Linked DNA regions of Homo sapiens: region 1 is linked to region 2. A link is a contact called in ENCODE Hi-C or POLR2A ChIA-PET data. All regions are on one chromosome and are shown on one strand. Each heading gives the region's core, a stretch centred on a gene start or an enhancer-like site at or near the end of the contact. The rest is flanking DNA. Distances are from core to core; before and after follow the strand shown. Region 1 overlaps SLC12A8 (solute carrier family 12 member 8). Region 2 overlaps HEG1 (heart development protein with EGF like domains 1).

What was found. Hi-C counts contacts between places; a loop is a spot of excess contacts on that map. ChIA-PET counts read pairs that join two places held with the same protein, here RNA polymerase II (POLR2A). Pooled maps may share reads with other maps.
Region 1: a pooled map shows a loop between it and region 2 (5-fold over the local background). The contact joins two enhancer-like sites. A Hi-C loop is called at or near these places in 2 of 37 single-sample maps with no recorded cell type and 8 of 50 pooled maps. POLR2A ChIA-PET finds 5 or more read pairs at or near these places in 4 of 52 experiments (BJ, GM12878, activated B cell and 1 more).

Annotation. Positions count from the first base shown.
Region 1 is chr3:125,106,685-125,109,633 of GRCh38, reverse strand. SLC12A8 (solute carrier family 12 member 8) reads left to right here. Exons shown (of 14, transcript NM_024628.6): 10 at 1,508-2,153. Among named protein-coding and RNA genes, the nearest start is that of MIR5092, 43 kb to the left of the region's middle. RefSeq lists enhancers at 467-636, 657-736, 1,317-1,386, 1,397-1,446, 1,221-1,721 and 1 more. Within about 2 kb of position 1,398, at least 5 of the 41 ENCODE cell types and tissues checked have a DNase peak (open chromatin) inside an H3K27ac peak, as active enhancers do.
Region 2 is chr3:125,031,960-125,034,743 of GRCh38, reverse strand. All of the region lies in intron 1 of HEG1 (heart development protein with EGF like domains 1), which reads left to right. Among named protein-coding and RNA genes, the nearest start is that of HEG1, 23 kb to the left of the region's middle. Within about 2 kb of position 1,448, at least 7 of the 41 ENCODE cell types and tissues checked have a DNase peak (open chromatin) inside an H3K27ac peak, as active enhancers do.

The sequences.
Region 1 (2,949 bases), core at 149-2,648, 75 kb before region 2:
ATTCCTAAAGTCCAGGGGAGGACCAAAGAGACATAAACAGAGAATCCCATTTCCCACTAATATGGTTTGCAAGCTAGAGTTCATTTTTGTCTTGTTGGGGTACCCCAGAGGGCCTCCCCAGCCGCTTCCAATTTTCAGCCTCTCTCTGGTTTAGGGAACACATCGTTGCAACTTATCCTTGATTTCTTCCTTTATCTTCCTCCAAAAATGCAGTTTGGTTTTGGACATAGTCCGTTTGAGATCCTATTAGACGTTCACTGGAAATGTTGAGTAGGCAGTTGGATATGTAAACCTGGGTTTCAGGGGAATGTTTTAGGCTGGAGATTCAAATTTGGAAGTTGTCAGTATAATGCCGGTATTCAAAGCCGTGAGCCTAGTTGAGCTCACCAAGGGAGGGAGTACAGATAGAGATCTGAGGATGGAGCCTGGGGCTGCTTTAAATGTGGAGTTCAGAGACGTGAAAAGCCAGCCACAGAAACCAAGAAGGAGCAGCCAGTGAAGAGGGAGGCCAATCAGGAGAAGTAAGGTGAAGAAAGTGTTTCGAAGAGGACTGAGTAGCCAGCTGGGTTAAAGAAGACAGGGACTGAGAAGTGACTGTTGCTTTTGGCCCAAGAACTATGTCAGTGACTGTGATGAAGAGCTCCCAGGAGAGGCAGCTAGCACCTTTTTTCCACTCCTGTCCACCTGAAGGTCACCATACCCACCTCCATTAATAACAGGTGTGTGTAATGTGTGTGTGTGAGTATTTGCGGATACTCAGTGTCAGAATTAGTGTCAGAATTCCCCTCCTCCAGCCACCAGTGATTCTGCTGTGTCTTCCGCAATCTGCCTCTCCCTGGGAAGAATCAACTTTGCATTTCTTTGATTTTCTATGCTGGTATTAAAACCCAATGAAAGACAAAAGGAGGAAATATTTGGGAAGTCAAAGTTCTATAATAATGCCCCATGTTCATAGTTATTCCTATGGCTGGGCACAGTGGCTCATGCCTGTAATCCTAACACTCTGGTAGGCCAAGGTGGGCAGATTGCTTGAGGCCAGGAGTTTGTGACTGGCCTGGGCAACATAGCAAAACCACGTCTCTACAAGAAATACAAAAATTAGCCATGCATGGTGGTGTGCACCTGTAGTCCCAGCTATTCAGGATGCTGAGGTGGGAGGATGGCTTAAGCCCAAGAGGCGGAGGTTGCAATGAGCTGAGATCACATCACTGCAGTCCAGCCTGGGCAACAGAGCCAGACCCGGTCTCAAAAAAAGAAAAAAAAAAAAAAGTTGCTAATGCAACTAATATCTGTGGAGCTTACTGCATGTCAGTCTGTGTGAAGCATTTCGCATGCATGAACTAATCCCATGAGTAGGATATTATTATCTCAAGTTTATAGATGAATAATCACATGGGGAGAAGTGGCTGAGTCATTATGAGTTGTGTTTCTAGCCTGTAACTTCTGAAATCTCTGAAGCGTTCTATCTGAAATTTTATGGTCCTGCATGTTATTTTTGTTCCTGCAGAAGGGGCCAAACAAAACACCCGTGGCTGCCATCTGCCTGACCAGCTTGGTGACCATGGCCTTTGTTTTTGTGGGTCAAGTGAACGTTCTGGCCCCCATCGTCACCATCAACTTCATGCTGACATACGTTGCAGTGGACTACTCTTACTTCTCCCTGTCCATGTGTTCCTGCAGCCTGACCCCGGTGCCTGAGCCGGTGCTCAGGGAGGGCGCAGAAGGCCTCCACTGCTCTGAGCACCTGCTCTTAGAGAAAGCTCCCAGTTACGGCTCTGAGGGACCTGCCCAAAGAGTCTTGGAGGGCACGCTACTGGAATTCACCAAGGACATGGATCAGCTCCTCCAGCTAACCAGGAAGCTTGAGAGTAGCCAGCCCAGGCAAGGAGAGGGTAACAGGACCCCAGAAAGTCAGAAGAGGAAAAGCAAGAAGGCCACCAAGCAGACCCTACAAGATAGCTTCCTCTTGGACCTCAAATCCCCTCCTTCTTTCCCTGTCGAGATCTCTGACAGGTTGCCCGCTGCCTCCTGGGAGGGGCAGGAGTCCTGCTGGAACAAGCAGACTTCCAAGAGCGAAGGGACTCAGCCTGAGGGAACATATGGAGAGCAACTTGTTCCTGAGCTGTGCAACCAATCAGAGTCCAGTGGAGAAGGTGAGTGCTCTGGTATCACACTGGGGCCTCTTATTTGGGGATGACCACTGATTATCCTACCTACCCAGTTATTGTGAACCAGTTATAACTGGGTTTAAAATCCTTGTTAATTTTGTGCAATATTTGTTTTAAAACATTATATTCAGGTATCAGCTGAATTATTTGTAATTATACTCTGTTATAGATAGTTAATTTTAAACAGAAATTTCTATCTACTCCTGTATGTTAGACCTGAGAGCCACAGCTAGTAATTGGGTATCAATCTCTTTTCACTCAAAAATGAACAGAAGTATAAAGCCTCAATGTGAGTAAAATCAATCTCTCCTTACAAGAGAAGTGGAAATGTGTTGTGATAAACTACCTGTTAAGGATGCAATATGTTTTCTTTGTGGAAGATGAACCTCCCAAACCAGGCAAGAGGGGATGGACAGAAGGTGGCTCAAGCTTTGTTTTCTCAAATCTATAAACACAGAGATACACAGAGACACTCACAGAGAGGCTTATAGAGCATGAGAAATTCTGAAAATGAGAACTCGTATTTTCAAGGACCTACCATATTCTAGGTGCTTTACATCTATTACTTCGTGTAATATAACATATATTAGCATTTTCCCTTTTACAAGTAAGACCTTGTGTCCACATGAGGTCACAGAGAAGACTCTGACCTGATTCTTTGCACAGCTGGACATCACCCTGCATTGTATTGTCTGTATTTGAGGCCCATGTACTTTCCTCTACATTATGCTCTCCCTGGAGCTATATACAGACAGGTGTGGGCAAAGAGGAGGAGATGAGG
Region 2 (2,784 bases), core at 199-2,698:
ACTGCAACCTCCATGTCTCGGGCTCAAGCAATCCTTCCACCTCAGCCTTCCAAGTAGCTGGGACCACCGGTATGCACCACCACACCCAGCTAATTTTGTTTATTTTTTTGTAGAGACAAGGTCTCACTATGTTGCCCAGGCTGGTCTTGAACTCGTGGGCTCAAGTGATCCTCCTGCCTTGGTCTCCCAAAGTGCTAGAATTACAGGCATGAGCCACCATGCCTAGTGAATTATAATTATTTTCTAATTCTCACTTTGGCCATATCTAATCTGTTGTTGAGTTTTTAAAATTTCAATTATTACTTTTTTTATTTCTAGAATTTCCATCTAGCTTTCTTTCAAATATTTTGGGTTATTATTTATAGTCTCTTTTTAAAAAAATTTTTTCTAATGTAATTTTGTATACTTCTTTGTCTGGTAATTCTAGCATTTGAAGTCTTTGCTTCTCTAATTTGTTGGCAATTGTTTAACAAGCAAAGACTTCAACTACTAGAATTACCAGACAAAGAGGTGTGGATGTCTTGTTTCCTCATGGATGCCTCGTTTTCTCAATAAATGATAAAAACTGGTTTGAAGATATGTTTATCTAGAGAGCATTTGTATTTGTGTCTACACAATACAGGTACCTGGAGGCACTATCCATCAGGACCGCCCCTGCCCCATTATTAACAGGATGTGTGTGTATTGGAGATATAATTTACATCAGTGGTCCCCAACCTTTTTGGCACCAGGGACTGGTTTCATGGAAGACAATTTTTCCACGGATAGGGCGGGGTGGGGTGGGCCGGGGGTTGGGATGAAACTCTTCCACCTCAGATCATATCAGGCATTAGATTCTCATACGGAGCATGCAACCTAGATCTTTCGCACATGCGCAGTTCACAATAATGTTCTTGCTCCTTTGAGAATCTGATGCCACTGCTGATCTGTCAGGAGGCGGAGCTGAGGCGGTAATGCTCGCTCGCCCACTGCTCACCTCCTCCTGTGCAGCCTGGTTCCTAATAGCCCGCGGACCGCTACCAGTCCATGTCCTGGGTTTGGAGGTCCCTGATTTACATGCCATAAAGTTTACCCTTTGAAAGTATACAATTCGGTGGGTTTTAGTACATTCCCAGGATTCAGGACCACTCGTAAATACATCCTCAGTTTAGACCACAGAGGTAATGTGACATACAGCACACCCATACGAGGGCTAGCTTTGTGATTATATATACTCGGGTGAGATTTATTTTTTCTTTCACTTGAAACCAAGATTGAAGGGCCAGGTTTCCTTGCTGTGCCCTTCTGCGGGGCCGGTTTGTTTCTATTTGCCTTACACCCAAGGCATAGCTGTGTAAAGTCCCAGCTTTACACAGTGGTTTCCCGTTGGATTCCCTCCTTGAGAATCGTGGCTCCCATCTCCTGATTCTTGGCAGCCATCAGAACAGAAATTCAAGGTCACAAATGTTGAACAGGTGCCTCCAGGGCAGCTGCCAGCCTCAACATTAGCTCACTTCTCTGGATTCCTAGTCATGGTTCATTTTTGGCCTCAGATTTGATTCTTTACTTACTTGCCAGCTCAGCAGTGCTTTTAGAAATTTTTTTAAAAAAATATTTTATTCAGCATTTTGAGTTGTTTATAGTGGCAGGGTTATGGAGGATACTGCAGGACTGTTGTCTACCTTTCAGTTTTGTTTATGGTGTGCATTTTTTCTTTCTTACATCTTTAGTCACCCCTCTAGGAAGAGAGCGCAGGTCAGTGTGGGTCCTGCCCTGTCTGCATGTGGCCATTCTTTTCCCCTCGGAGACTGCACTGGAGTTCCCTGAGCTGAATGGGCTCTGGGACTTCCAATCCTGGTCCTTGGAGAGGAAGGGAACAAAGCTGCTTCCTCAAAGGCCCCGCCACACTCACCAATGGCTGAGTCTCACCTTGTCTGAAGGTTGTAATGGAGCCAAGTTCATTGCCTTCCCTTTGCTCAGAGCTGGCCAGCTTTGGGGCATGGGTTTTGAGTGCCTTCTGCTTCCCTACAATCACTTCTCTCTGTCTTCCTTGGAGAATAATGTCTCATTGTGCACAGTTAGCCAAGAGGAGACAGAAAGCATCCTCAGACCTTTCACCTCCTCCCAGGAGACCAGCTTGCCTTCGCAGCTCCCAGAGGTAGAACAAAGGGACATGCCCTGTGGGCCACTGTTGTCTGTAACCCCAGTCTCTCAAGCTGAACTTACAGGCCTTGTGGCTGCCCCTGGAAACGCCCTTCCACATCCCATTTCTAGCTGCATGTGGGTCTTGCCTGTCTGGAACTGGGCCCCAGAGGAGCCCAGAGGCATGGCAACTTCCCTCCCCCTCCAGGAAGCCTCTGTTAATTATCACCCACAGGAAACAGAACAGGAGGCATAAAAACAGTTATCTCAAGGGATTTGGGGAGGAAGTGATTCCCTCAGGAAAGCCTGTCAGAATGTCTTCTGGAAGTTTTTTATAATCTTCACCCCCTAACCCCAAATAAGTGAGCCACTGCTTCTAGAAGGAGTGAATCAGAGTGGAGAAATGTTCAGAACCATTGATCTAGAACTGCACTGGCAAGTGATGCAGCCACCAGCCACGTGTGGTTGACGCAGCCACCAGCCACGTGTGGCTATGGAGCTCTTGAGATGTGGCTCCTAAAACATTCACTGGATTTTAAATGTTTAACACCAAAAAAAGAATATAAAATATCTCAATATTTTTATATCAGTTACATATTGAAGTGATAATCTTTTGGATATGTTGAGTGAAATAAAATATTAATATTGAAATTAATTTCACAT